2 separate regions of the Mus musculus genome follow, and region 1 is linked to region 2. A link is a loop called in an ENCODE intact Hi-C map of the cell type or tissue named here. Cell type or tissue: left cerebral cortex. All regions are shown on one strand. Links, peaks and the distances in the headings refer to the core of each region. The heading gives the core; the rest is flanking DNA.

Region 1 (16,410 bases), core at 5,095-13,094, 550 kb after region 2:
TGTTGGGTCCTGTTTGTGTAGCCAGTCTGTTAGTCTATGTCTTTTTATTGGGGAATTGAGTCCATTAATATTAAGAGATATTAAGGAAAAGTAATTGTTGCTTCCTTTTATTTTTGTTGTTAGAGTTGGCATTCTGTTCTTGTGGCTGTCTTCTTTTTGGTTTGTTAAGGGATTACTTTCTTGTTTGTTCTAGGGCGTGATTTCCGTCCTTGTATTGCTTCTTTTCTGTTATTATCCTTTGAAGGGCTGGATTCGTGGAAAGATATTGTGTGAATTTGGTTTTGTCGTGGAATACTTTGGTTTCTCCATCTATGGTAATTGAGAGTTTGGCCGGGTATAGTAGCCTGGGCTGGCATTTGTGTTCTCTTAGTGTCTGTATAACATCTGTCCAGGCTCTTCTGGCTTTCATAGTCTCTGGTAAAAAGTCTGGTGTAATTCTTATAGGCCTTCCTTTATATGTTACTTGACCTTTCTCCCTTACTGCTTTTAATATTCTATCTTTATTTAGTGCATTTGTTGTTCTGATTATTATGTGTCGGGAGGAATTTCTTTTCTGGTCCAGTCTATTTGGAGTTCTGTAGGCTTCTTGTATGATCATGGGCATCCCTTTTTTTATGTTTGGGAAGTTTTCTTCTATTATTTTGTTGAAGATATTAGCTGGCCCTTTAAGTTGAAAATCTTCATTCTCATCAATTCCTATTATCCGTAGGTTTGGTCTTCTCATTGTGTCCTGGATTACCTGGATGTTTTGAGTTAGGATCCTTTTGCATTTTGTATTTTCTTTGACTGTTGTGTCGATGTTCTCTATGGAATCTTCTGCACCTGAGATTCTCTCTTCCATTTCTTGTATTCTGTTGCTGATCCTCGCATCTATGGTTCCAGATCTCTTTCCTAGGGTTTCTATCTCCAGCGTTGCCTCGCTTTGGGTTTTCTTTACTGTGTCTACTTCCCTTTTTAGTTCTAGTATGGTTTTGTTCATTTCCATTACCTGTTTGGATGTGTTTTCCTGTTTTTCTTTAAGGACTTCTACCTGTTTGGCTGTGTTTTCCTGCTTTTCTTTAAGGGCCTGTAACTCTTTAGCAGTGCTCTCCTGTAATTCTTTAAGTGACTTATGAAAGTCCTTCTTGATGTCCTCTATCATCATCATGAGAAATGTTTTTAAATCTGGGTCTAGATTTTACGTTGTGTCGGGGTGCCCAGGACTAGGTGGGGTGGGAGTGCTGCGTTCTGATGATGGTGAGTGGTCTTGATTTCTGTTAGTAGGATTCTTACGTTTGCCTTTCGCCATCTGGTAATCTCTGAAGCTAGCTGTTATAGTTGTCTCTGTAAAGAGCTTGTACTTCAGGTGACTCTGTTAGCCTCTATAAGCAGACCTGGGAGGGTAGCACTCTCCTTGGTTTCAGTGGGTAGAGTATTCTCTGCAGGAAAGCTATCTTATTGCAGGGAAGGTACCCAGATATCTGGTGTTCAAACCGGACTCCTGGCAGAAGTTGTGTTCCACTCACTAGAGGTCTTAGGATCCTGTGGGGAATCCAGTGTGGGCCCTTGCGGGTGTCAGGCGACTCCGCTGGCCAGGAAGCCCGGGGCTCGAGTGGAGCGGAAGGGGCTTTTGCCCCGGGTCAGGCACGGGCAGTCTGCTTCCCTATGTACCGCAGTCTCAGGTCCGCGCGATTGGATTGGGGCCGGCGCTGTGTTCCACTCACTAGAGGTCTTAGGATCCCGTGGGGAATCCTATGTGGGCCCTTGCTGGTGTCAGGCAACTCCCCCTTTATTTCTTCTTTACCAATTTTTGTCCTCTTCATCTCTTTTTGTTGTCTTATTGTTCTAGCTAACACTTTAAATACTATATTGAATAGATATGGGGAGAGTGTGTATCCTTGTCTTGTCCCTGATTTCAGTGGGATTGCCTCAAGTATGGCACCATTTAATTTGATCTTGGCTGTTGGTTTGCAGTTAATTGCTTTTATTATGTTTATGTATGGGCCTTGATCTCCTGATCTCTCCAATACTTTTAACATGAAAGGGTGTTATATTTTGTCAAATGCTTTTTCTGCATCTAAGGACGTGATCGTGTGATTTTTTTCTTTCTGCTTGTTTATATAGTGGATTACATTAATGGATTTTCATATATTAAACCAACATTGCATGAAGCCTATTTGACCATGGTAAATGATGGTTTTGATGTGTTCTAGGATTTGGTTTGCAAGAATTTTATTGAGTATTTTTGCATCGATATTCATAAGCAAGATTGGTCTGAAGTTCCCTTTTTTGGTTGGGTCCGTGTGTGGTTTTGGTATCAGAGTAATTGTGGCTTCATAGAATGCGTTTGGTAGTGTTCCTTCTCTTTCTATTTTATGGAATAGTTTGAGGAAAATTGGTATCAGGTCTTCTTTGAAGGTCTGGTAAAATTCTGCACTAAATCCACCTAGCCCTGGGTTGTTATTTTTTGTTTGTTTGTTTGTTTGCTTGTGAGGTTTTTAATGACTTCTTCTATTTCCTTGTATGATATGGGCCTGTTTAGATAGTTTGGAAAAACAATCCCATCATTTGAGTAAATAACTTCATTTATACAATATCTTAAGTCTCCCCTTCCTGTGAGTTTTTAATACAGTATGTTGTAAAAATAACTCTGTGCTAAGTTTCATAGCACATAATTTTTGTAAAGTCAAATCCATAACTCCAGAATGTAAAAACTGCACTACAGATTTAAAAGTACAAGTAGGAGAAACATAAATATGATTGATATTAGCACCAAAACGAAGCACATAAATCTAAGGTACATCCACAGAATTATTCACTTGCCTTTGCCCACTTTCTGAAATGAAGAGACAATTTCTTCCTTAACTTTTTGACTCTGTCTTTGGACAGTTTTACTTTTCTCCTATATTCACCTAACAGGATACTGCAATGAAATAATATCTAACATTTTTTTTATTGGTTATGCCTTCAGATGTTTGTTAACATATCATGGCTCTGTGTTTCATGTGAGTCTTGTGAAGGTAAATATACCCCAAATCTTCAGGCGATAAAAACAAAACAAACCAAAAACAAAAACCTACATCTTGGTTTTATAATAGCTGAATAGTATTCCATTGTGTAGATGTACCATATTTTTTCATCCATTCATTAGGTGAGGGACATCTAGGTTGTTTCCAGTTTCTGACTATTACAAATAAAGCTGATATGAACATAATTGAAAAAAGTATGTTTGTAAGATGTTGGAGCATCTTTTGCATATATGCCCAGGAGTGGGTCTTAAGGTAGAATTATTTCCAGTTTTCTATGAAATAAAACAAACCAAAACAAAGCAAAACAAACAAACAAACAAACAAACAAAAACGTTTTCTAAAGTTCTTGTACAAGTTTGCACTCCCACCAGCAATGGAGGAGTATTCTTGCTTTACATCTTTACCAGCACGTTCTAGCTTTTGTTTTTTTGTTTTTGTTTTTGTTTTTGTTTTTCAAGACAGGGTTCCTCTGTATAGCCCTGGCTGTCCTGGGCACCTCGTCACTTTGTAGACTAGGCTGGCCTTGAACTCAGAAATCTGCCTGCCCCTGCCTCCCAATTGCTGGGGTTAAAGGCATGCACCAACATGCCCACTGCTTTTGATTTTTTTATCTTAACCATTCTAATTGGTCCAAGACTAAACCTTATAGTTGTTTTGACTTACATTTCCCTGATGACTTTGATTTTTTTTTTTTTTTTTTTTTTTTTTTTAGTGCTTCTCTGGCATTTGAAATTTATTTAGATCTGTACCCCATATTTTTTAAATGGGATATTTAGGTAACTTGTATTTAACTTCCTGAGTTTTTTGTAAATTTTGGATATTGTCCCTCTGTCAGAAGTAGGATTGAAGAAGATCATTCCCCAGTCTACATGAGGATTGCTGGTTTCTCTTATTGGCAGTGTCCTTTGCCTTACAAAACTTTGCATGGAAATGAAGGGAACTGGAGAATATCATCCTTATATAACAGGAGCATGTTGTCTTCTGAGAGGTTCCACCCAGGAAATGACTCACACAGAGACAGAAACAAACAGACAAATGAAGAATGAAGCTTGTGGACTCTTACGTAAGAAAAGGAGGAAGGATTGTAGGCCTCAAAAGGGATAGGAATTCCACAGGAAGACCTACAGAGTCAACTAACCTGGACCTTTTGGGCTCTCAGAATCTGAAATACCAACCAAAGAACATATATGGTTTGGACCTAGGGCTCCCTGCTTATATTCAGCAGATATTCAGCTTGACAATCATGTAGGTCCTGAACAACTGGGATGGGAATTATCACAAAATCTATTGCCTGTATGTGAGATATGTTCTACTAGCTGGCCTGCCTTGTCTGGCATCAGTGTGAGAAGAAGCACCTAGCCTGGCAGAGACTTAAAATGCTGGGGGTGGGGGTGGGGGATACTAAGGGTCTCCCTACCAGCTCACAGGGGAAGGGGAGGAGTAATGGGGGAATGCAAGACACAATAACGAGATAGGTGGCACTGAGCAAAATGTAAAGTGAATAGGTAAAACAAAATCTTTAATTAAAAAATATACCTACAGCCAGTAACACACCCTGCAGAGAAAGCTCCCATACCAGGTGCTCTAACACACCCAGGATCATAGAACAGGAGTTGAGGAGGACACAAGTTCTGTCCCAACACTGGGAATAACTGAAACCATTGGGATCTGGTGACCCAGGAGCATTGCCCCACCAGTGGCTAGGGTTCTTTCTGGTCTGAGCAGGTTCCCTGAGCAGAACTTAGGCAAGAACTCCACAGCCAGACCCACAACACCCAGAGAAAGTTCCAATCCCATGCCGTCAAACATTGCCAAGATCCCAAGATCCCAGGAGCTTGGTCACACCAGGACCTCAGGGTCCCAGAGGCAGTTTAACATACCAAGGATCTCAGGAACAGAGATCCCAGAATCACAGGATCACAGAAGAAGCTGGACTCTGAGGAGTTCTGACACAACTAGGATCAGAGGAAGGACAGGATCCAGTCAAATATAGTGAGGGCAGGTAGCAGTAGAGATGACCAGATGGTGAGAGGCAAGCATAAAAACATAAGCAACAGAAAGAACGGTTACTTTGCATCATCAACACAGTTGTCCAACCAAAACAATGTCCTGGATACACCATAACATCATAAAATCAAGATTTGCATCTAAAATAACATGTCAGGATGATGATAGAGGACTTTAAGAAAGACACAAATAACTCACTTAACGATATACAGGAGAACACAGGTAAACAGGTAGAAGACCTGAAAGAAGAAACACAAAAATCCCTTAAAGAATTATAGGAAAACACAATCAAACAGGCAAGGAAAATTAACAAAACTATCCAGAATCTAAAAATGAAAATAGAAACAATAAAGAAATCACAAAGGGAAACAACCTTGGAGTTAGAAAACCTAAGAAAGAGATCAGGAGTCACAGATTTAAGCATCACCAACAAAATGCAAGAGATAAAAGAGAGAATCTCAAGGGCAGAAGATTCCATAGAAAACATTGACAGAACAGTCAAAGAAAATGAAAAAACGGAAATGCTCCTAAACCAAAAAAAATCCAAAAATCCAGGATGATTTTTAAAATGAGATCTTAAGATAATACATATAGAAGACAGCAAAGATTCTCAATTGAAAGGGCTAGTAAATATCTTCAACAAAATCATAAAAGAAAACTTCCCCAACCTAAAGAAAGAGATGGCTATGAACATACAAGAATCCTACAGAACTCCAAATAGTTTGGACCAGACAAGAAATTCTTTGAGTCACATAATGATCAAAACACAAAATGCACAAAACAAAGAATATTAAAAGCACGAAGGGAAAAGGGACAAGTAATCTATAAAGGCAGACCTGTCAGAATTACATCTGACTTCTTCCCAGATACTATGAAAGCCAGAAGATACTGGGCAGATGTCATACAAACCCTTAGAGAACACAAATGCCAGCCTAGACTACTATACCCAGCAAAACTCTCAATTACCATAGATGGAGAAACCAAGGTATTCCATGACAAAAGCAAATTTACAAAATAAATCCACAAACCCACCCCTTCAGAGGATAATAAAGGTAAAACTCCAACAGAAGGAGGGAAACCAAGTTCAAGAAAAAACAGGAAAGTAATCTTTCAACAAACCCGAAGAAGATAGCCAGATGAACACAATTACAACTCAAACAACAAAAATAAAAGGAAGCAACAATGCCTTTTCCTTAATAGTGCTTAATATCAATGGACTCAATTTCCCAATAAAAGGTCATGGACTAACAGACTGGATACATAAACAAGACCCAAGATTTTGGTGCATACAGGAAACCAAACTCATGAAAAAGACAGACACTACCTTAGAGTGAAAGGCTGGAAAACATTTTTCCAAGAAAAAAGTCCCAAGAAACAAGCTGGAGTAGCCATTCTTTTTTTTTTTTTTTTCAGTATTAAAAAGCTTATTTTTATTTTTATTTTTTCACCTCCTCCCCCCCAAAGCTAGTAATTTTTTTTTCCATTTTTTATTAGGTATTTAGCTCATTTACATTTCCAATGCTATACCAAAAGTCCCCCATACCCACCCACTCCCAATCCCCTACCCACCCACTCCCCCTTTTTGGCCCTGGCGTTCCCCTGTACTGGGGAATATAAAGTTTGCGTGTCCAATGGGCCTCTCTTTCCAGTGATGGCCGACTAGGCCATCTTTTGATACATATGCAGCTAGAGTCAAGAGCTCTGGGGTACTGGTTAGTTATTCTAATATCGAATAAAATCAACTTTCAACCTAACGTTCTCAAAAAAAAAAAAAAAAAAAAAAGGTAAGGAGGGACACTTCTTACTCATCAATGGAAAAATTTACAAGAATGAACTCTCAATTCTGAACATCTATGCTCCAAATGCAAGGGCACCCACATTCATTAAAGAAACTTTGCTAAAACTCAAAGCGCACATTATATGTCACACAATAATAGTGGAAGACTTCAACACCCCATTCTCATCAATGGAGAGATAATGGAAACAGAAACTAAATAGAGATATAATGAAACTAACAGAAGTTATGAAACAAATATGTTTAACGGATATCTATGGAACATTTCATACTAAAACAAAAGGATATACCTTCTTCTCAGCACCTCATGGTACCTTCTCCAAAATTGATCATATAAAATTTCAAAAAACAGGCCTCAGCAAATACAAAAATATTGAAATTATCCCATGCATCCTATCAGATCACCACACCACAGACTAAGGCTGATATTCAATAACAACACAAATAATAGAAAGCATATTCTTATATATATGGAATCTGAACAACAATATATGGAATCTGAACAACAATCTACACAATGATAGGTTAATAAAGGAAGAAGTAAAGAAAGAAATTAAAGAATTTTTATAGCTTAATGAAAATGAAGCCACAACATACCCAAACTTATGGGACACAATGAAAGCAGTCCTAAGAGGAAAACTAATAACTATGAGTGTCGCCAAAAAGAAACTGGAGAGAGCGTCCACTAGCAACTTGACAGCACACCTAAGAGCTCTAGAACAAAAGGAAGCAAATTCAACAAACAGGAATAGCACTGATAAGTGGATATTAGCCCAGAAACTTAGGATACCCAAGATATAAGATACAATTTGCTAAACACAAGAAACTCAAGAAGAACGAAGACCAAAGTGTGGACACTTTGCCCCTTCTTAGAATTGGGAACAAAACACCCATGGAAGGAGTCACAGAGACAAAGTTTGGAGCTGTGATGAAAGGATGGACCATCTAGAGACCGCCATATCCTGGGATCCATCCCATAATCATCCTCCAAACGCTGACACCATTGCATACACTAGCAAGATTTTGCTGAAAGGACCCAGATATAGCTGTCTCTTGTGAGACTATGCCGGGGCCTAGCAAACACAGACGTGGATGCTCACAGTCAGCTATTGGATGGATCAGAGGACCCCCAATGGAGGAGCTAGAGAAAGTAGCCAAGGAGCTAAAGGGATCTGCAACCCTATAGGTGGAACAACATTATGAACTAACCAGTACCCTGGAGCTCTTGACTCTAGCTGCATATGTATCAAAAGATGGCCTAGTTGGCCATCACTGGAAAGAGAGGCCCATTGGACTTGCAAATTTTATATGCCCCAGTACAGGGGAACGCTAGGGCCAAAAAGTGGGAGTGGGTGGGTAGGGGAGTGGGGGAAAGGATAGGGGGGACTTTTGGGATAGCATTGGAAATGTAAATGAGGAAAATACCTAATTTAAAAACAAACAAACAAACAGGAGTAGATGCAGGAAATAATCAAACAGGACTGAAATCAACCCAGTGGAAACAAAAATAACTATTCAAAGAATCAAGCAAACCAGAAGCTGGTTCTTTGAGGAAATCAAAAAAATAGATAAACCCTTAGCCAAACTAACTAGAGGGCATAGGGATAGTATCCTAATTAACAAAATCAGAAAGGAAAAGAGAGATACAACAACAGAATCTGAGGAAAATCAAAAAATTATAAGATCCTACCACAAAACCTTATACTCAACAGAACTGGAAAAACCTGGATGAAATCGACAATTTCCTAGACAGAAAACAGGTACTAAAGTCAAATCAGGATCAGATTAGTGATCTAAAGAGTCCCATATCCCCTAAAGAAATAGAAAGAGACATTAATAGTCTCCCAACCCTCCACCCCCCACCAAAAAAAAAAATCCCAGGACCAGATGGATTTAGTGCAGAGTTCTATCACACCATCAGAGAAGACCTTATTCCAATTGTCCTCAAACTATTTCATAAAATAGAAACTATTGTCCTCAAACTATTTCATATAATAAAAACTATTGTCCTCAAACTATTTCATACAAAGAAAGAGAACTTCAAATTTCCCTTATGAATATTGATGCAAAAATACTCAATAAAATCCTTGCAAACCAAATCCAAGAACACATCAAAATGATCATACATCATGCTCAAGTATGCTTTATCACAGGATTGCAAGGATGATTCAATATACAGAATCATTCAACATAATCCACTATATGAACAAACTCAAAAGACAAAAACCACATTATCATCTCATTAGATGCTGAGAAAGCATTCAACACAGTCCAACACATGTTCATGTTAAAAGTCTTGGAAAGATCAGGAATTCAAGGCCCAAACGTAAACATAATAAAAGCAATATACAGCAAATCAGTAGCCAACATCAAACTAAATGGTGAGAAACTGTAAGCAATCCCACTAAAATCATGGACTAGACAAGGTTGCCCACTTTCTCCCTACCTATTCAATAGAGTACTTGAAGTCCTAGCCAGAGCAATTAGACAAAATTGGCAATCTAAGGAATACAAAATGGAAAGGAAGACGTTAAAATATCACTATTTGCAGATGATATGATAGTGTATATAAGTGATCCAAAAAAATTCCACCAGAGAACTCCTAAACCTGATAAACAAATTCAGTGAAGTAATTGGATATAAAATTAACTCAAACAAATCAGTGACCTTTCTCTACACAAAGAATAAACAGGCTGAGAAAGTAATTAGGGAAATAATACCCTTCACAAAAGTCACAAATAATATAAAAAACCTTGCTACTATTCTTTTTTTTCATTTTTATTAGGTATTTTTTTCATTTGCATTTCAAATGTTATCCCAAACTCCCCTATACCCCCCCTCCACTCCCCTACCCAACCACTCCCTCTTCTTGGCCCTGGTGTTCCCCTGTACTGGGGCATATAAATTTTGCAAGACCAAGGGTCCTCTCTTCCCAATGATGGCCGACTAGGACATCTTTTGCTACATATGCAGCTAGAGACATGCGCTCTGGGAGTACTGCTTAGATCATATTGTTGTTCCACCTATAGGGTTGCAGCCCCCCTCAGCTCCTTGGCTACTTTCTCTAGCTCCTCCATTGGGGGCCCTGTGTTCCATCCAATAGCTGACTGTGAGCATCCACTTCTGTGTTTGCCAGGCACTGGCATAGCCTCACAAGAGACAGCTATATGAGGGTCCTTTCAGCAAAATCATGCTGGCATATGATTCTAAGTAAGGAAGTAAAGATCTGAATGATAAGAATTTCAAGTCTCTGAAGAAAGAAGATAGATAAACGATTAGCCAGACTAACCAGAGGTAACAGAGGTAGTATGCAAACTAAGAAAATCAGAAATTAAATGGGAGACGTAAAAATAGAAAATGAGGATATCCAAAAAGTCGTCAGATCCTACTAAAAGAGCATATACTCAAAAAAAAAAAAAAAACTGGAAAATCTGAACGAGACAGATAATTTTCTAGACAGATACTAGATACCAAAGTTAAACAAGGATAAGACAAACCATCTAAACAGTCCCATAACCCTTAAATAAATAGCAGTCAATAATAGTCTCCCAACTGCCCTTCTGGTTGTCTCCAGCTACAGGACACTTTGGGTGAAAATTCGATGGACATTCCCACAATCTCCAGAGGACTCTCCATTCGATCATCAGACTACAAGTGAGTAGAACACAACATCTGTTCAAAATCAATCCTGACGAGCCTGTGACACCAGGAGCAAGGACACAGGCTCAGGTTCCTTCTCATTGGTGCTGGTATACCTTAGTTTCCAACACACCAGACAGCACCGTGGTCCTCGAAGGAAACACAACTTAGAGGCACTGTAACACTCCAAGGATCTTAGGATTCCAGGATCCCAAGATGCCAGGAGCTTAATAACACCAAGATCTTAGGGTCTCAGAGAAAGGTTGACTGCCAAAATTTCTGAGAAACCCAGACTCCCAGTTCACAGGATCCTGGAATCAGATGACAGAGAAAGCTGGACTCTGAGGAGTCCTGAATAAACTGGGATTATAGGAAGGACACGCTCCAATCAGATATATTGGGAGCAACAAGCACTTGAGATAATTAGATGGCAAGAGGAAAGCATAAGAAAAGAAGCAACAGAAACCAAGGTTACTTGGCATCATCAGAATCAAACTCTACCACCATAGCAAGTCCTGGATACACCATCACACCAGAAAAGCAAGATATGTATCTAAAGTCACTTCTCATGATGATGATAGAGGACTTTAAGAAGGAAATAAATACTCCCTTAAAGAAAGACAGGAGAACACAGATAAACAGCTAGAAGCCCTTAAAGAGGAAACACAAAAATCCCTTAAAGAGTTGCAGGAAAACACTACCAAACAGGTGAAACAATTGAACAAAACCATCCTGGATCTAAAAATGGAAGTAGAAACAATAAAGAAATCACAAAGGGAGATGACTATGGAAATAGAAAAACTAGGAAAGAAATCAGGAAGCATCAGCAACAGAATACAAGAGATGGAAGAGAGAATCTCAGGTGCAGAAGATTCCATAGAAAACATGGACACAACAATCAAAGAAAATGCAAAATGTAAAAAGATCCTAACTAAAAAAAATCCAGGAAATCCAGGAAACAGAGAAGACCAAACCTAAGGACAATAGGTGTAGATGAGAATGAAGATTTTCAAATTAAAGGCCAGTAAATCTCTTCAACAAAATTATAGAAGAAAACTTCACTAACCTAAATAAAGAGATGACCATGAACATATAAGAAGCCTACAGAACTCCAAATAGACTGGACCAGAAAAGAAATTCTTCCCTAAACATAATAATCAGAACAAAAAAAATGCACTAAATAAAGACAGAATATTAAAAGCAGTGTCGTAGTTAGGATTTTACTGCTGTGAACAGACACCATGACCACGGCAAGTCTTATAAACAATATTTAATTGGGGCTAGCTTACAGTTTCAGATGTTCAGTCCATTATCATCAAGGTGGGAGCATGGCAGATTCCAGGCAGGCATGGGGAAGGCAGAGCTGAGAGTCCTACGTCTTCATCCAAAGGCTGCTACAGGAAGACTAACTTCCAGGCAACTAGGGTGAAGATCTTATGCCACACCCACAGTGACACACCCATTCCAACCAGGTCACACCTATTCCAACAAGGCCACACCTCCAGATGGTGCCACTCCCTGGTCCAAGGATATACAAACCATCACATTCCACTCCCTGGTCCCCATAGACTTATTCAAAAACATGAGTCTATGGGGACCATACAGAAAATGTGGTACATTCACACAATGGAGTACTACTCAGCTATTAAAAACAAAGAATTTATAAAATTCTTGGGCAAATGGATGGATCTGGAGGATATCATTCTTAGTGAGGTAACCCAATCACAAAAGTAGTCACTTGATATCCACTCACTGATAAGTAGATATTAGCCCAGAAACTTAGAATACCCAAGATACAATTTGCAAAACACAAGAAAATCAAGAAGAGTGAAGACCAAAATGTGGATATTTCATTCCTCTTTAGAATAAGGAACAAAACACCTCTTTAGAATAAGGAACATGGAAGGAGTTATAGAGACAAAGTTTGGAGCTAAGAGGAAAGGATGGACCATCCAGAGACTACCCCACCTGGGGATACATCCCATAATCAGCCACCAAACCCAAACACTATTGCATATGCCAGCAAGATTTTGCTGAAAGGACCCTGATCCTTGAGTGAGGCTCTGCCAGTGCCTGGCAAACACAGAAGTGGATGCTCACAGTCATCTATATGATGGAACACAGGGCCCCCAGTGGAGGAGCTATAGAAAGTACCCAAGGAGCTGAAGGGGTCTGTAGAAGTCCTTAAAGACACAACAAATAAACCCCTTAAAGAAATATAGGAAAACACAATCAAACAGATGAAGGAATTGATCAAAGCAGACCAAAATCTAAAAAAGGATGTACAAACAATAAGAAAACACAAATAGAGGCAACACTGAAAATAGAAAACCTAGGATAGAAGTCAGGATCTAAAGATGCATCAACAACAGAATACAAGAGACAGAAGAGAGAATCTCAGGCATAGCAGATGCCTTAGAAGATATTGACACAACAATCAAAGAAAATTCAAAAGAGAAAACCTCTTAATCCAAAGCATCCAAGAAATCCAGGACACAATGAAAGGACCAAACCTAAGAATAATAGGAATAGAAGAGAGTGAAGATTCCCAGTTCAAAGGACCAAAAAACGTCTTCAACAAAATCATAATAACCTTGCCTAACCTAAAAAAAAAAAAAAAAAAAAAAAAAAAAAGATGTCTGTGAATGTACAAGAAGCCTATAAAACACCAACTAGATTGTTGGACCAGAAAAGATAACGCTCTTGTCACATATTAATCAACACACCAAATGCACAGAATATTAAAAGTTTTAAGAGAAAAGGACCAAGTAACACACAAAGGCAGAATTTTCAGAATTACACCAGACTTCTCAACAGAGAGTCTAAAAGCCAGAAGGTCCTGGACAGATATTATGAAGGACTTCTACCTGTTTACCTGTAGCTTCCTGTATTTCTTTCAGTGAGTTATTCACATCCTACTTTAAGGACTCTATCATCTTCATGAAATAAGATTTTAGGTCAGCATCCTGGTTTTCGGGTGTGTTGATGTATCCAGGGCTTGCTGTGGTGGGAGAACTAGGCTCTGATGGTGCCAGAATATATTGGCTTCTGTTGTTTATGGTCTTGAACTTGCCTCTTCCCAGCTGGTTATCTCTGGTGTTAAGTGGTCTTGGTGTATCTGACTGATGCCTGCCTCAGTTCCCCTGAGCTCCTGTCTCTAGCTGCATATATGGTAGAAGATGGCCTAGTCAGCCATCATTGGGAGAAGAGGCCATTTGCAAAGATTGTATGCCCCAGTACAGGGGAATGCCAGGGCCAGAAAGCAGGAGTGGGTTGGTTGGGGAGCAGGGCGGCGGGAGGGTATAGAGGACATTTGCAATAGCATTTGAAATGTAAATGAAGAAAGTATCTAATAAAAAAAATTTTTAAATTGTTTAAAAAAAATGAAGCCGGGCATGGTGGCACATGCCTTTAATGCTTAGGAGGCAGATGCAGGCAGATTTCTAAGTTCAAGGCCAGCCTGGTCTACAGAGTGAGTTCTAGGACAGCCAGGGCTACATAGAGAAACCCTGTCTCGAAAAAAAAAAAAAAATAGAGGAAGATTTTCTCCCAATCTGTATCTTGCTGATGTCCTTTGCCTTACAGAAGCTTTTCAGTTTCATTTTCTTTATTTTTTGAGCCAGGGTTTCTCTCTATAGCCCTGGCTGTCCTGGAACTCACTTTGTAGACCAGGCTGGCCTCAAACTCAGAAATCCTCCCTCTGCCTCTGCCTCTGCCTCTGCCTCTGCCTCTGCCTCTGCCTCTGCCTCTGCCTCTGCCTCTGCCTCTGCCTCTGCCTCTGCCTCTGCCTCTGCCTCTGCCTCTGCCTCTGCCTCTGCCTCTGCCTCTGCCTCTGCCTCTGCCGAGTGCTGGGATTAAAGGCGTATGCCACCATGCTCACCAGCTTTCCAGTTTCCTGAGGTCCCATTTATCAATTCTTGATCTTATAGCCTGAGCCATTAGAGTTCTGATTAGGATACTTCCCACTGTGCCAATGATTTCAAGGCTCTTTCCCATTTTCTCTTCCATTAGATTCAGTGTATCTGGTTTTCTTTTGTTTTTTGTTTTTTAATTTTTTAATAGGTATTTTCCTCATTTATATTTCCAATGCTATTCCAAAAGTCCCCCATACTGCCCCCCCCACTCCCTTACCCACCCACTCCCACTTCTTGGCCCTGGAGTACCCCTGTACTGAGGCATATAAAGTTTGCACAACCAATGGGCCTCTCTTTCCACTGATGGCCAAATATGTCAGCTTCTGATACATATGCAGCTAGACACGAGCTCCCAATCAAAAATTCAAAACAGAGGAATCTTGAATGTACGAGAAGCCCTTACAGAAATGTCCAAAGTCCTTAGCCATCAGGAAAATGAAAATCAAAATGACCCTGAGATTCTACCTACATCAATCAGAATGGATAAGATCAAAATCTCAGGTGAAAGCAAATATTCATAAAAATGTGGAGAAAGAGAATATTCCTCCATTGCAGATATCTACAGAACATTTTATCCTAAAATCAAAGGATATACCTTCTTCTCAGAAGAAGGTGGGATTGCAAACTGGTATAACTTCTATAGAAATCAGACTGGATTCTCCAAGTTTCTCTCCATTTAGTTTGATGTTGGCTACTGGATCGCTGTATATTGCTTTTATTAGGTTTAGTTATGGGCCTTCAATTCCGGATCTTTCCAAGACTTTCATCACAAATGGGTATTGGATTTTGTCAGATGCTTTCTCAGCATGTAACGAGATGATCATGTGGCTTTTGTCTTTGAATTTGTTTATATAGTGGATTACGTTGATGGATTTCAATATATTAAACCATCCCTGCAACTCTGGGATGAATCCTGCTTGATCATGATAAATGATCATTTTGATGTGTTCTTGCATTTGTTTTGCAAGAATGTTATTGAGTATTTTGCATCGATATTCATAAGGGAAATAAGTATGAAGTTTCCTTTCTTTGTTGGGTCTTTATGTACTTTAGGTATCAGAGTAATTGTGGCTTCATAGAATGAATTGGGTTGAGTACCTTCTGTTTCTATTTTATGGAATAGTTTGAGGACAGTTGAAATTAGGTCTTCTTTGAAAGTTTGGTAGAAATCTGAACTAAACCCATCTGGTCCTGGGCATTTTTTGGTTGGGAGAATATTAACTGCTTCTATTTCTTTAGGGGATATGGGACTGTTTAGATCATTAATCTGATCATGATATAACTTTGGAACCTGGTATCTGTCTAGAAATTTGTCTATTTCATCCTGGTTTTCCAGTTTTGTTGAGTATATCCTTTTGTAGTAGGATCTGATGATGTTTTGGACTTCTTTAGGTCCTGTTGTTATGTCTCTCTTTTCATATCTGATTTTGTTAATTAGGATACTGTCCCTGTAGCCTCTAGTTATTCTGGTTAAGGGTTTATTTATCTTATTGATTTTCTCAAAGAACCAGCTCCTGGTTTGGTTGATTCTTTTAATAGTTCTTTTTGTTTCCACTTGGTTGATTTCAACCCTGAGTTTGATTATTTCCTACTGTTTACTCCTCTTGGGTGTATTTGCTTCCTTTTGTTCTAGAGCTTTTAGGTGTGCTGTCAAGCTGCTAGTGTATGCTATCTCTAGTTTCTTTTTGTAGGCACTCAGAGTTATGAGTTTTCTACTTAAGACTGTTTTCATTGTGTCCCATAAGTTTGTGTATGTTGTAGCTTCATTTTCATTAAACTGTAAAAAGTCTTTAATTTCTTTATTTCTTCCTTGACCAAGGTAGAGCGTTGTTCAGCTTGAGTAGAGTGTTTTCAGCTTCCCCATGAATTTTGGCTTTCTATTATTTATGTTGTTATTGAAGATCAGCCTTAGTCTGTGGTGATTTGATAGGATACATAGGATAATTTCAATATTTTTGTATCTGTTGAGGCCTGTTTTGTGACCATTTATATGGTCAGTTTTGGAGAAGGTACCAAGAGGTTCTGAGAAGAAGGTATATCCTTTGTT
Region 2 (16,410 bases), core at 2,730-10,729:
AAGGGCATTCTAACAACCAGAAGTCCAATCTCCAACTCTGACTAAGACTCCTTGCAGAGACACAAGTCAAGCTAGCCACCAGAAATATGGACCACAGACATCGGAAAAAGACAGAGGAAAGAGAAACTAAGAAACAAAATACCCATCCAACAAAAATAAACTTACAATATGACTCCTAGAACAATATTTATTATAAACACAAATGCTAAGATGGCACTGTAATAATATGTTCAGCAATATCCAGGACAATATGGCATCACAAGATCCAAATGTTCTACTTTAGCATACTTTGTGCATAAATGAAGCATAAGAAATGATCATAATACCAGCTTTTTGAATGTGATAGGGGTCTTAAAAAGAAAATGAGAAAACTAGGAAAACACAAACACAATAGAAGGGAAAAATACAACCATAAAGAAAAAAAATACCCAAATAGGTGGAGAAAATGAAGACAACTCTTCAAGAACTGGAAATGAAAATAGAAGCAATATTGAAAACATAAAGTGAGGCAATCATGGAGATAGAAAATTTAGGTGGGTAAACAGGAACTTCAGATGGAAGTATCATCAATAGGTTAAAAGAGATGGAAGAGAGAATCTCACACATTGAAGTTACACAGAAAAAAACAAACAAACAAACAAAACTCAAAAAACCCCTGATAAATCTCTGAAGGAAAATATCAAATCTAAAGCCACAAAACCTCAAAAATTCTGGGGCACAATGAAAAGACCAAACCTAACAATAATAAAATCAGAAGAAGGAGAAAATTCTTACCTCAAAAGCCTAGAAAATTATTTTCAACAAAATCATAGAAGAGATTTTTCTAACACAAAGCAGAAGATTTTTATAAATGTATCAGAAGCTTACAAAACACCAAATAGATCAGAAAAGAAATACATTGCCACATAATAATAAAAAGCCACTAGACACATAGAACAAAGAAAGAATGTTAAAATCTACAAGGGAAAACAGGCCAAGAAAGGCATGGAAAGTTTTCTTGCAGACACTAAATGACCACAGATTCTGGCCCAGAATACTTTACCAGCAATACTTTTAATCACCATAGATTTAGAAAACAAAATATTTCATGAGAAAACCAAATTTAAACAATATTCATCCACAAATCCAAATCCAACACCACAGAAGTTTCTAGAAGAAAAACTTCAACACAATGATAAAAATTGCATCCAAAACAACACCAGAAATAAATAGTAGCATATATGCAAAAGAAAACACACACACACACACACACACACACACACACACACACACACACACACACACACACTATTATCCACCACCACCAACAATAATAACAAAAGAATAGAAATTAACAAACATTGGTTACTGTACTGGCTGGTTTTGTGTGTCAACTTGATATAAGCTAGAGTTATCCCAGAGAAAGGAGCCTCCCTTGAGGAAATGCCTCCATGAGATCCAGCTGTAAGGCATTTTCTCAATTTGTGATCAAGGATGGGAGAGCCCGTTGTGGGTGGTGCCATCCCTGGGATGGTAGTTTTGGGTTCTATAAGAAAGCAAGCTGAGAAGCCATGGGAATCAAGCCAGTAAATAACATCCCTTCATGGCCTCTTTAGCTCCTGTTTCCTGACCTGCTTGACTTCCAGTCCTGATTTCCTTTGGTGATGAACAGCAATGTGGCAGTGTAAGCTGAAAAAACCTTTTCTCCCCAATTTCCTTCTTAGTCATGATGTTTGTGCAGGAATAGAAATCCTGACTAAAACAGTTACTAGTAGCATTCAATATCAATGGAACTAAATTTCCCAATAAATACAAACAGCTTAACAGAATGAATGTGAAAACAGGATCTATCTTTATACTAAATACAATAAACATACTCCAACAACAAAGATAGACACTACTTCATACAAAGGGGTGGGTTAAAAAATGCACCCAAATGGCCCAATAAGTAGATTGGTGTAGCCATTCTAATATGAAACAAAACAAACAAAACAAAACCCTCAAAATTCTCCCAAAACAAAACAAAACCAACCAAAATAAACAGACTTCCAACTAAAATTAATCCAAAGAGATGGGGAAGTACATTTTATAGTAAGCAAAAGAAAAATGCATCAACATCACAGCTCTATTCTGAGCATATATGCCTCAAGCACAGGACACACATTTCTTTGTATAAAGAAATTGTGTGTATATGATTAAATCACACATAAAATCAAATCCATTACATTAATAATGAAAGACTACAATATCCCACACTCACCAATGGACAAGTACTGCAGACAAGAACTAAACAGTGAAATAATGGAGTTAAAAAATTCATACTCAAATGTACTTTCTTCACTGCATCTCATGGAACTTTCTTCAAAGTCAAGCACATGCTCAGACATAAAGACAATTTCAACAGATACAAGGTAATTGAAATAAACCTTGTATTCTATAAGACCACCATGTCTTAAAGCTGTATTTCAACAATAACAAAATCAATGTAAAGCCTACAAACTCATGAGAACTGAACAACACATGCTGAATGACAATTGTGTCAGAAAAGAAATAGGAATAAGAAATGAAAGGCTTCCTAGAGTTCAATGAAAATGAATGCACAAATCCCACAAACTATGGACTCAGTAAAAGCAGTGCCAATAGGAAAGTTCATAGCCCTCAGCACTTTCATAAAGAGCTTTGGGAGATCTATATAAGTAATTTAACATCACTCATGAAATCTCTAGAACAAAAGGAAGCAAACACATCCTAGAGAAGACTGCAGAATAATCAAACTGAGGGCTGAAATCAATAAAATAGAAACAAAGAGAATCAGTGAAATAAAGACTTGGCTCTTTGAGAAAATAAACAAGATTGACAAACCCTTATTCAAAATGACCAAGAGGAAGAGAGAGAGAGAGAGAGAGAGAGAGACAGAGAGAGAGACAGAGACAGAGACAGAGACAGACAGAGAGAGACACAGAGAGAGACAAAGAGAGAAAGACAGAGAAAGAGACAGAGAGATATTCAAACTTACTAAAAGTCAGAGAGAAATATACAAACTGATAAGTCAGAAATGAAAAGTGAAACATAACAGCAGACACTGTAGAATTCCCAACAAATATATCTTATTTCAAAGACCTATATTCTACAAAATGGGAAACCTAAAAGAAATGAACAATTTTCTTGATAAATACAGCTTACCAAAGTTAAATCAAGACATGATAAATAATTTAAATAAAACTATTACCCCTAAGAAAATATATCATTAAATTTTTTCCTAACCCCAATGAACACAGGGCCAGTTGATTTTAGCATAAAATTCTACCACACTTTCGAAGAGAGAAATTACCGATACTTTTCCTATTATTTCACAAAATAGAAACAGACAGAACATAGCCAAAATAATTTTATGCAGCCACAGTCACCCCAGCAGTGAAACCACACAAAGATGCAACAAAACAAGAGCATTGCAGACCAATTTCGCTTGTGAGCGTTGATATAAAAATACACAATAAAACACTTGAAATCTGAACCCAAGTACACATCAAAAACATTATCAAGTATGCCTCATTCCAGTGAGGAAGAGGAACTTTTAACGTTTGAAAATCAGTCAATGTAATTCTCCATAGGGGGAAAAACCCTGAAAAAAAAATCAGACATAGTCATATCCTTAGATGTTGAAAACATCCTTTTGATAAATCCAAAACCTCTTCTTGATAGAGAGATCAGGAATATAATAGATATGTCCAAACATAATAAAGACAGGTTACAAGAAGTCTATAGGCAACGTCAAATTAAATGGATAGAAACACAGAACAATTGCCCTACAATCAATACAAAGCAAGGCTGTCTACATTTACTATATCTCTTCAATATCCTACTTGACATTCTAACTATAGCAATAAGTTACCTAATGGAGATCAGGGTGATACAAATCTGAAAGGAAGACTTCAAAATATCATTATTTGCAGATGATGTTATAGTATACATAAGTAACTCCCAAATTTCTATCAAGAAACTACTACATTGCTTAAGAAAAACAACTTAAGCAATGTGACTGGATACAAGATTAACTCAGAAATAGCAGAAGCCCTTCTACATACAAACAACAAAGAGTCTAAAAAGAAATCAGGAACTTAACACCCTTAACAGTACCTGCAAACAATATAAAAAATCTGGGGGTAATTCTAAAAAAGCAAGTGAAAGTCCTGTTTGACAATATCTTCATGTCATTGAAGAAAAAAATTGAAAAAGTTATCAGAGCAATTTGCAAAACACATGAAACTCAAGAAGAAGGAAGACCAAAGTGTGTATACTTCGCTCCTTCTTAGAATGGGAAAGAAAATACCCATGGAAGGAGTTACAGAGACAAAGTTCAGAGCTAAGACAGAAGGAAAGACCATCCAGAGACTGCACCACCCGGGGACCCATTCCATATACAACCACCAAACCCAGACACTATTGTATATGTCAGAAAGATTTTGCTGACAGGATCCTGACATAGCTCTCTTGTGTGAGTCTATGCCAGTGCCTGGCAAATACAGAAGTGGATGCTCACAGTTATCTATTGGATGGAACACAGGGCCCGTGTTGAAGGAGCTAGAGAAAGTACCCAAGGAGCTAAAAGGGTCTGCAACCCTATAGGAGGAACAACGATATGAACTAACCAGTACCTCCCCAGAGCTGTGTCTCTAGTTGCATATGTAGCAGAGGATGGCCTAGTCAGCCATCAATGGGAGGAGAGGCCCTTGGTCTTGCGAAGATCATATGCCCCAGTACAGGGCAATGCCAGGGCCAAGAAGCAGGAGTGCGTGGGATAGGGAGCAGGGTGGGGAGGTATAGGGGGCTTTTGGGATAGCATTTGAAATGAAAATGAAGAAAATATCTAATAAAAAAGAAACCTGCCCTATTTTCTAATTAATAATTACTAATGCATATAATAACAATCAGCGAAAACAGGGTTCATGAATTTGAAAGAAAGCAGAGAGGGGAATATGGGAGGGCTTAGAGGGAGGAAATGGAAGGCATAAATACTGTGATTATAATCTCAAAAACAAAATAAAAATGTATGGTATAAAAAAAGAAAAAGTTATCAGAGGATGGAAAGATCTCCCATGCTCATGGATTTGTAGAATTGACATGGTAAAAATGGGCATTTGTCCAAAATACAAAATATAGAAACAGTAAATATGTCTTCTGTTACAACATGATTGTCTAGACATGACAGATGTAGTATCAGTTTCTCTGCAGTGTTTCTTATTTGCACAGATTATAAAGTAGCTTGATAAGTTTATTCTATGAATGTAACATGGTAAATAGGGGGCAATTTGAATGTCAGTGGCATGTGCCTATGTGCTACCACATCTCTTACAAAGAACTAAAGCAGAAACCAACTGCACTTTGAGGCAACCCACTATGGAGATGAGAAGGAACTCATCAAGAGAGTATCTAGAACTTTGGCTGGGATGAGGGCACAGAAAACTGAACTTAGTCTAAAAACTGTGGAATTTACTTTCCAGAGTGGATTTGAGAATCTCATCTAACTCCATTTTCATGAATGTAGGTGATCATAGGTAGGGGAAACATTATGTTATTACAGGCTTTTTCTATTTAAGAAAATCAGCTGAAGTCTGCATAGCAGCTATGCCTTGGGGCAGAGGCCAACCACACCTGTCCTCTCTCTTCTATTGTCAGAGAGCAGGTAATAGTAGCTATGTACTATCTAAACCATTGAAGTATTTCAGACAGAAATCCCAGGACATTAGCACTTGGGTTATAGCCTCACTATTCATCTTACCCAGAAGAACAATGAGAGCAACATGTGACCTGTCCAGTGCACCATGATGATGTAGGGGAAATGTACTTCAGCAAAGAGAAGACTAGATCATGTTAGGTAGGAATAAGAGTCAAGAACATTGCATTTCTTTTGCTAAAGGATATGTGGTTATCAATATGTGCTGGGCATTAATGATAGGATTAAGAATAAGTGAACACTGTTTATCTGTCACGACTTTGCCTCTAGGTCCTATCTTAATTTGTTACAAAGTCCATGGCCTGATTAAACAACTTAATAGGCAAATTATGTTTCTTCTGATGTTTCTGTCTATATTGAGAATGGCCTCATGCCATTGTGGCTGTTTGTTTTATGAACAAGAACTTCAGACCCCTTCTTCTCATCAGGCTTCAGAGCCAAAGTCATGTTCGCATAGCTGAGATTAACTCCGTATGTATTGAAGAAATACCATTCTATTGTTACTAGCACTGCCCCTGTTGGAATGCTTATACACTGTGCTTCCTCCCCTCCATTCTGCAGTCACAGTATGCCTCACCTATGTAGGTTGTTTATGGCTTTATAGTTCTCTTTGGCTTGATCATGTAATGAACTTTGGTAAAGTTATTAGAATAATCTAAAATGTAAAGAGGGACTTTATCACAGTGCTAGGTTGGAAATAAAACTTACACTGTATAATACACAATCTTCAGGAGAAAGCACATTTACTATAAAGGACCTTTCATCAATGTAGCAGAGATAACAGATTATTCGATGCATAAATCTCAAGTAGAACTTTCAAGTGTTCACTGAAAACCAGAAGTTGACAAGGTACCAGCAGGATGCCTTTTAAAGTACAACATAATTCTAGCAACAGTTCCTGAAGGACATCATATCAGTTAAATTCCTGGCAAGGAACTTTAAGAAAAGATTATAAGGAGTGAATGATTTGATAGCATACATTGGAAGTATAAGTGATATTACAGATCTTCCTTCCTCAAGAGAGCACAGGCATGGAACTATGGTCCATGACCCTTGGATGGTTTGAGTTTTAACATATTGGAAAGGTGGGAGGAAGGAAGCTGAGGTGTCAGTACCGAAACATGAATGAATACACTTAGAAGAAAAAGCTAAAGTCCAGCCCTTCCCAGCTTCCCCAATAGCCATCTAGGTTTATTTAGCAGTGAACTTGAGTGGCTTCTCGAGCGAAATTATCATCTCAGGCTAAACAAGTCCAGGGAAATGTCCTGCATGACCTGTATATTTTAGCTGAAATTCCTTTTTTTCAGATGCCTGGGTCCCAAGACTAGGGTCTTTACTCTCACATCAAGTGTGATCCTTCAGAAAATTCTACAGGCTCCACTTCAGCACTTAAGGAAACAGAGATCTCTTCCTGTCCCTCTCCTTCCAGTATCCTGGGCAAGCGGTCCTTGCTCAATTCTCACATGCATTAACCTCCTTCTATTTCTCCTTGAAGAGTTTGTGTTCAATCATGACATAAAAAAATCAATTTAAAATTCATATATACTGTGGTGCTTCTTTATGCTCAGCCTGAAGTTGCTCCAATTTACTTAGACTGAAAGCGCTAACATTCAATGGCAGGAAGCTCTACTTATGGCCTTTACATATGCTAATGCCTTCAGTAAAGCTTTTTGGTAATGCTTGGCCACATGACTCATTCTCATATTCCATTTCTATCTTTATATATCTCTAATATTTTATCAATTTTCTTCTTCTCAATGATGTTCATACTCATCACCCAGTTTTTGATATCTAAGTCTCCAAAAGTCTTTTTATTTTTTTTAGACAATTGGACATTTGTCCAAATATACTTCATTAAAATATTATACATTTCACCATTTTTTATTATCACTTACCCTAAGAGAATCTAAGATCTACATGAGTGACTATGCCTCCAATTCTTTTCTCCATTGCCACACACGTTCCCAGAACAGCCTCTAACTCCTAGTGAGTAGACAACAAACATCTTCCCTATGTACTATTCATTCAGTTTGACATCTTTCTAAGTCACTGGAACTCATTTTAAATTGGTAATCTATGGAGAATAGAAGCCAAGTGAAGGACATTTTCAAGAAAAACTGTTTGCATGTAAGAATGAAGAGTCTAGGAAATAAAAACTATAGACCCAGTCCTTACTTCATTATGCTAAAGCTCACAGGACCAAACAGAGTTTCTGTGAAGTTATTTACTAAGACCTCAGTCAGAAAGCCTGAGAACAGTCCAAAGTTCTAGATGTTGCAATAACTGTTGTTTGTACTTTTGATCCCTTTGTGTGTCAGTGTCAGTGTGACAAGATCATGAAACTGATATGTTGGCCCATATGATGTAGAAGTATGGATTGCTTCTCACAGAATCTGGGACATGGTGAATTTTTATGACTTTGAAAAGTAAAGTAATTTCTCCATTAATTTACTGAGTCATGGAGGCCTCAACTGACACTAAATGATCTGCATAAAAATATGGATCTGGTTACAGTTTATGAAGTTGAGTTTAGCTATAGAAACAAATGTTGATCTAAATATAATTATAGCTTGCCATTTATCTTTTTATTGATTTGAAAAGCAACTGGGATCAGCAGTTTAAATGAAGAAATACTTCGTCTAGCTAATTGTTTCAGACAGAAAAAGATTCTGAGGGTTGACTGTTCCATTTGTCTCACTTTGGGCAGAAGCTCATCATGATGATGGTCTGTGATGGAACAATGTTGTTCATCTCGTGATGGCAGGAAACACTGAGTGGCAAGAATGGATGTGGGCTACATCCTTCAAAGACATGTTTCTGTGACCTACCCCACTAGTCCTTCACATCCAAAAACTGAACCAACTTTCAAAATAGTGCCATAATCTGTTGAAAGGATTTTTAGTACATGGACTTTTGGATATGTTTGAAACTCAAAGCATAACATTTGTGTAAAACCACTTCCAAGTACAGAAGCAAATTTCTAATGTAAATCAATCAATAAGATCAGAAGTTGTCCTACATATTACAGTTTAGAATTTTAATTCACTAACAGTTCTTTTGCACTGAGATTTGGGGGAATCCATCAGAAAACCATGAGGTAGGAAGACAGCAGTAAAGCAAAGAGTGGCTGGAACATGAATAAAAAGAATACAGCAGGGCCATACATCACTGAGATATGCCCTTCATCCTTCTGGCCATGTAGGCTGGTAACATTTAGACAAAACAAGTTGTATTTATATACTTAGGAACATATAGATATATATGAGTAAGTGTGTGTATGGGTGTGTGTGTGTGTGTGTGTGTGTGTGTGTAAAGCACTTAAAGAAAGAAATAAACAAGGGCTATGGACTTGAAAAAGAGACAGCAGAGAAATGAAGTAATTATATATTAATTTTAGAAAATTTGAAATACAGAAAGCTTCAGGAAGTGTTAAAAGAATCAGCAGGACTATTCTCTTACCGCTACTCCCAGGTGCAGAGAGAGTGTAATGAGGACATTTAAAAATTAAACTTTTATCTTGTTAGACAATATAACACATGAGCCAAAGTGGAACCTGAAGGTTGCTATGCCCAGACCTAAAGCCACGGAATCAGTAATAGAGTCTTCCTCACCACCGAAAAATGAACAGCTAACAAATATTCTTAGGTGAACCGTGAGCAGGGAACACTCAGTGTGTCACTAATCCTGTTTGCTACAAGTAGAAGGAAGGAAAGTTCACTGGAGAAGATTGAGAAGACCAGGGACATGTGGGGACCTGTTATGGATACATTGCTTATACTCTACATATCAATGCCATAATCTCATGTGCCATATAGTGACTATATATGGTGGAGAGTATTTAAGGAGTTAAAATCAATAGAAGTCATTTGGGTGAGTATTAACCCAATGTGATTGGTTTTATTTCAGGAAGTAGAAAATATCCACAGAGAAAGAATGAGGTAAGATAATACATAAAGACAGAAAGAGAAGGTTTAATTTATAAAGTAGAAGCATCTTGGAAAAAATATCTCTGTGGGCACCTTGACTCTGAGATTCCAGTTTTCAGAATTTTGAGGAAATGAATGTCTACTCTTTTGACCACCACACTGTGGTACTTGTTACAGCAACCACAGCAGTAAAATACAGCGTTAGATGAGAAAAATATTAGTACATGCTTGTCATGGAAGCAATAACCATGTGAGAAGACTGAGATCAGTTGAGGGAGGAACTGCAGGCCTGAAGACAAAATGAGAAACCTACGCAAGACAGTATAGTGGCTGAGTATTGCCTAACATGCTTCACCTAGAATCCTGTCAGTGGTCTGCATGTCAGCCTCAGTGTTTCAGGAAATGAGCAGAGAGTACTGAGCTTAGTGACAGGTAGCCCCGTCAGCTTCATTGGCAGTGACTCCTGGCTCTGATGGGCCTAAGAGATACAGTAATTTAAGTGAGATTCTGTGAACCAACTTTTATTAGGTGAAGTATTAGAAATCATGCTTTTTGAAGCATTTTTTAATAGGATGTTCTAGCTAAATGCTGCAACTTATCAACATGCTGAGCAGTGCTCAGGATTCAGGTAAAGACCCGAGACAACATGCTGGATTTCTCTCCTGGTGGCAGTTCAGGTGGTTACCCTTATTTCTGTAGTTTCAATAGCAGAAGATAGTCCAGAAGCAGGAAGATGATGCTATTGTTGTAACATGCTCACCTGTAAGTCCCAGGAGTAGAGTCATGAGCAGGGTTCTGTGGAGAGTATGTGGCCGGAAGTCCAGGTGATGCATGGTCAGGGTTAAGGAGTCTTTTCTACTTTCTCGTGAGGTCGTAGCTTCTGGCTGAAGAGAAAAGATGTACTGTGGCTTTTTCTGCAAACAGGATATGTCAGTGTTATGGAGAAACAGGAACAATACAGGTTATTTTGAAATAGATTCACAGTATTACAAGAAGCTGCAATGGAAGAGTTGTTTTTAACAGTTATTTGCAGAGAAACTCAGATATTTATACTTTAAGTAATCCTTTCTCTTTCTCTTAAACCTGTCTTGGATTCCTGTGGTTTCAAGATATCTTGACTTAGTAACTCCCCAGTTAGAATCCCCAAAAAAGAGTGTTTCCCATACACCCAAGTCTATATATCATTTTCCAGTGCCACATAAAACTTCACAGTTAAGGCCATATTTGTGAGAACAGCTCAGTGCTGGAGTAAACAAGATGTTTTTTCTCATGATCCTTTGAATGTCTTTTACTAATATCCTGATAAATGTAGTCAAAGTGAGACTTAAAGGCCTTTTTTGCATACACAAACATGTAACTTAGTATATGTTACAAATAGTATTAATTCTCAACCAGGCATACAAGAAACAGGCCACTAGGAACATATGTAAGTTTGATAAGGTTTAGAAGGCCTTTTAAACCATCTGAGTGGGATGTCTTTAGTTAATTGGTTTGAGAAAACTCATGTTAATTTTGGACAAAATTATGTTCTAGGTAGGGCATCTTGAACAATAAAATGGATAGGGTTAGATGAATTATAGCATATATGCATAAACTCTTTGCTCCCTACTCTTATCAATGGATATATAATGACTCCATGCTTCAAAATCTTGCCACCCTAATATCGCTACAATGATAAATTATAATTTGGAGTTGTAAACTCAATAAATCCGTGATCTTTTAAGTTGCCTTTGCCAGATGTTTCAATCATATCATCCTGATTTTTTTTTTCAGAGAGGAAATGGGAACCTTTTTTTTTTTTGTTGTTGGATATTTTATTTATTTACATTTCAAATGTTATCCCCTTTCCTGGTTTCTCCTCCTCAAACCCTCTATCCCATCTCCCACCCCTGTTTCTGTGAGGGTGCTCCCCCTCCCACACACCTATTCACTTCTGCCTCACTGCCCTAGCATTACCCTACACTGGGGCATCAAGCTTTCACAGAACCAAGGGTTCCCACCCACTGATGCTAGATAAGGCCTTCCTCTGCTACATATGCAGCTGGAACCATGGGTTTCATTCTTTGATTGATGGTTTAGTCCCTGGGACCTCTGGTGGTCTGATTTGTTGATATTGTTTTTTGCCTATGGGGTTGCAATCCCCTTCAGCTCCTTCAGTCCTTCTCCTAACTCCTCCATGGGGTTTCCCATGCTCAGTCCAATAGTTGACTGCATCAACATCTGTACTGGTCAGCCTCTGGCAGAGCCTCTCAGGAGTCAGCTTTTGACTTCTTTAAAATGGGAACATTTTAATAAGTATATTCCTTTTTCTTCTTTTTTTTTTAATTAGATATTTTCTTTATTTACATTTCAAATGCTATCCTGAAATTCCCCTACACCCTCCCTCTGCCCTGCTCCCCAATCCATCCACTCCTGCTTTCTGGCCCTGGCATTCCCTTGTACTGGGGCATATGATCTTATATTCTTAATGGAGCATGAATGTGTACATCAGTATACTCTGAAGGAAACTGAGTAGATTGCTTCTTGAGACATGGAGAACTAGTTGAAACAAGGATGTCAGTTTCTATTTTGTTAGAAAGAAGATATTTCAATTCTTACTGTGTTCAGATAGGAACTAGGGAGAAAGACGTATAAGGGTCCTCACTAACTTTAGATATGTGCTGGGAAAAAGAGCAAGAAAGCTAATCGTCAAGACCAAATTCTCTCCTATCTAATCCAGGTGTAAGAAATGTTTGCTTTGGTGTTTTAGGGGGTGGAAGAGCTAATCTTGGCTGTGAACACGATACCAGGGTACCTGAGAACAGGAACCTCAGTTGAGAAATTTTCTGCTCAATGCTGCCCTATGGGTATATCTGTGGTTTACTCTTTCCATTGGAAACTTAGGAAGATCTAGCTCAATTTGGGCAATGCTACCTTATGCAGGTGAACCCAAGCAGAATAAGAATGGAACTCAAGCCAGGTATGGTGGCACATGCCTTTAATCTCATCAATCAGACAGAGTCAGGTGCATCTCCCTGAGTTTGAGGCCAGCCAGTAGTACATAGCAAGACCCTGTTAACGGAAAATGAAAATTCCACTTTCATTTAATTTGAATATACTTATTTTCATCATTTGCCAACTTAGCCTCTTGATATCTCGCTTTCATTGTCATACAATAAGTCATGCCAGTAAAGTAGAAGACAGACAATGAGAATTTTAAGATACCACTTTACACTTATTGGCTAGAAGGCTGTGCATACGTTTGAGGATGCAAACAAATTTAGAGATAACTGGAAGGACTACAGTGAAGTATTTCTAGTTGAAAATGATGCTTCTGTGTAAGAAGCATATGAACCTCAACTGAATTATAGAAGTGACAAAACTTTGACAACTTTTTTGGATCACGGTAGGAATTGGCCATGAGCCTTTGTCCAATGTTGTAATATTATTCACTAACCAAGTACAGAATTGAAATGTATTTGTGATCTTCACATGAACCCGTCGAAGGCTGCCAAGGACCCCAGAGTACTCTCCATTCCTCAGGACCTCCGGATCACCTCGGGATCACAGGCGAGTGGATCGCAACATCAACTCCAAAGAATCAAGGAGGGTCTTGTGCCAGCAGGAACAGGGACAAAGGAACTGTGGGAAGCCGCCCTCACATTCGCGCAAGATGGCGCTGACATCCTGTGTTCTAAGTGGTAAACAAATAATCTGCGCATGTGCCAAGGGTAGTTCTCCACTCCATGTGCTCTGCCTTCCCCGTGACAACAACTCGGCCGATGGGCTGCAGCCAATCAGGGAGTGACACGTCCTAGGCGGAGGATAATTCTCCTTAAAGGGGAAGGAGTTTCGCCATTCTCTCTCTTGCTCTGGCTCTTGCTCTAGCTCACTTGCCCTCTTGCTCTCTTGCGCTCTGGCTCCTAAAGATGTAAGCAATAGAGCTCTTGCTGAGTACTTTCTTTTTGGAGGCACTCAGGGCTACGTGTTTTCCTCTTAGGACTGCTTTCATTGTGTCTCATAAGTTTGGGTATGTTGTGGCTTCATTTTCATTAAACTCTAAAATGTCTTTCATTTCTTTTTTTATTTCTTCCTTGACCAAGATATCATTCGGTAGAGTGTTGTTCAGTTTCCACATGAATGTTGGCTTTCTAACATTTATGCTGTTATTGAAGATTAGCCTTAGTCCGTGGTGATCTGATAGGATGCATGGGATAATTTCAATAATTTGTATCTGTTGAGGCCTGTTTTGTGACCAATTATATGGTCAGTTTTGTAGGAGGTACCATGAGGTGCTGAGAAGAAGGTATATCCTTTTGTTTTAGGATAAAATCTAATAGGCCTGCCTTTATATGTTACTTGACTTTTTCCCTTACTGCTTTGAGTATTCTGTCTTTATTTAGTGCATTTGTTGTTCTGATTATTATGTGTCGGGAGGAATTTCTTTTCTGCTCCAGTCTATTTGGAGTTCTGTAGGCTTCTTGTATGTTCATGAACATCCCTTTCTTTAGGTATGGGAAGCTTTCTTTTATAATTTTGTTGAAGATATCTGCTGGCCCTTTAAGTTGAAAAATCTTCTTTCTCATCTACTCCAGATTTGCTCTTCCATTATGTCCTGGAATCCCTGGATGTTTTGAGTTAGGAACTTTTTGCATTTTGTATTTTCTTGGATTGTTGTGTCCATGTTTTCTATGGAATCTTCTGCATCTGAGATTCTATCTTCAATCTCTTGTATTCTGTTGCTGATGCTCACATCTATGGTTCCTGATTTCTTTCCTAGGGTTTCTATCTCCAGAGTTCTCTCCCTTTGGGTTTTCTTCATTGTTTTTGCTTCCATTTTTAGAAAGTTCTCAGCTATTAAAAACAATGAATTTATGAAATTCTTAGAAAAATGGATGTATCTGGAGGATATCATCCTGAGTGATGTAACCCAATCACAAAAGAAGTCACTTGATATGCACTCACTGATAAGTGGATATTAGCCCAGAAACCTAGAATTCCCAAGATACAATTTAAAAATACAAGAAAATCAAGAAAAAGGAAGACCAACTCATGGATACTTCATTCCTCCCTAGAATAGGGAATAAAATACCCATAGAAAGAGTTACAGAGACAAAGTTTGGAGCTAAGACGAAAGTATGGTCCATTCAAAGACTGCTCCACACAGAGGTCCATCATCAGACACCAAAAGCAGACACTACTGTACATGACATCAAGATTTTGCTGAAAGGATCCAGATATAGCTGTCTCCTGTGAGGCTATGCCAGTGTCTGGCAAATACAGAAGTGGATGCTCACAGTCATCTATAGGATGAAACACAGGGCACCCAATGGAGGAGACAGAGAAAGTACCCAAGGAGCTGAAGGGGTTTCCAACGCTATAGGTGGAACAACAATATGAACTAACCAGTACCCCGGAGCTTGTGTCTCTAGCTGCATATGTAGGAGAAGATGGCCTTTTCGGCCATCATTGGAAAGAGAGGCCCCTTGGTCTTGCAAACTTTATATGCCTCTGTACAGCAGAACGCCAGGGCCAAGAATTGGGAATGAGTAGGTAGGGGAGCAGGGCAGGTGGAGGATATAGAGGACTTTTGGGAAAGCATTTGAAATGTCAGTGAAGAAAATATCTAATAAAACAATTTTTTTTAAAAGTAAGTGATCCTAAAAGTTCCACCAGAGAACTCCTAAACCTGATAAACACCTTCAGTGAAGTAGCTGGATATAAAATTAACTCAAACAAATCAATGGCCTTTCTCTACACAAAAGATAAACAGGCTGAGAAAGAAATTAGGGAAACAACACCCTTTAAAATAGTCAAAAATAATATAAAATACCTTGGCGTGACTCTAACTAAGGAAGTGAAAGATCTGTATGATAAGAACTTCAAGTCTCTGAAGAAAGGAATTGAAGATCTCGGATGATGGAAAGATCTCCCATGCTCATGGATTGGCAGGATCAATATAGTAAAAATGGCTATCTTGCCAAAAGCAATCTACAGATTCAATGCAATCCCCATTCCAACGCAATTCTTCAACGAATTAGAAAGGGAAATCTGCATATTCATCTGGAATAACAAAAAACCTAGGATAGCAAAAACTATTCTCAATGATAAAAGTACCTCTGGTGGAATCACCATGCTTGACCTAAAGCTGTACTACAAAGCAGTTGTGATAAAAACTGCATGGTACTGATACAATGACAGACAAATAGATCAATGGGATAGAATTGAAGACCCAAAGATGAACCCACACACCTATGGTCACTTGATCTTTTTCAAGGGAGGCAAAACCATCCAGTGGAAGAAAGACAGCATTTTCAACAAATGGTGCTGGCACAACTGGTGGTTATCATGTAGAAGAATTCAAAGTGATCCATTCTTATCTTCTTGTACTAAGGACAAGTCTACATGGGTCAAGGAAGTCCCCATAAAACCAGAGACAATGAAACTTATAGAGGAGAAAGTGGGGAAAATCCTTGAAATGGGCACAGGGTGAAAATTGCTTCACAGAACAGCAATGGCTTGTGCTGTAAGATTGAGAATTGACAAATTGGACCTTATAAAATTGCAAAGCTCTTGTAAGGCAAAAGTTACTCTCAATAACACAAAAAGGCCACCAACAGATTGTGAAAGGATCCTTAACAATCCTAAATCAGATATGGGACTAATCTCTAATATTTATAAAGAACTCAAGAAGATTGACTCAAGAAAATCAAATTGCCCTCTTAAAAAATGGGGTCCAGAGCTAAACAAAGAATTCTCAACTGAGGAATACCGAAGGGCTGAGAAGCACCT

Evidence for each region. Peaks named below come from ENCODE experiments on the same cell type or tissue, not always from the same donor. Only the 100,000 strongest peaks of a DNase experiment are listed, where the experiment ranks them.
Region 1: it touches region 2 in a loop (4-fold over the local background); 7 of 42 quality-filtered maps call a loop at or near these places.

The regions. Positions count from the first base shown.
Region 1 is chr3:15,872,876-15,889,285 of GRCm38, forward strand. No RefSeq gene overlaps it. Among named protein-coding and RNA genes, the nearest start is that of Sirpb1c, 33 kb to the left of the region's middle. In left cerebral cortex, for the core only: no CTCF peak of the experiment used is centred there; no DNase peak of the experiment used is centred there.
Region 2 is chr3:15,321,751-15,338,160 of GRCm38, forward strand. Gm9733 (predicted gene 9733) reads right to left here and starts at 10,552. Exons shown (of 3, transcript NM_001076679.2): 1 at 10,400-10,552. The coding sequence starts at 10,472. In left cerebral cortex, for the core only: no CTCF peak of the experiment used is centred there; no DNase peak of the experiment used is centred there.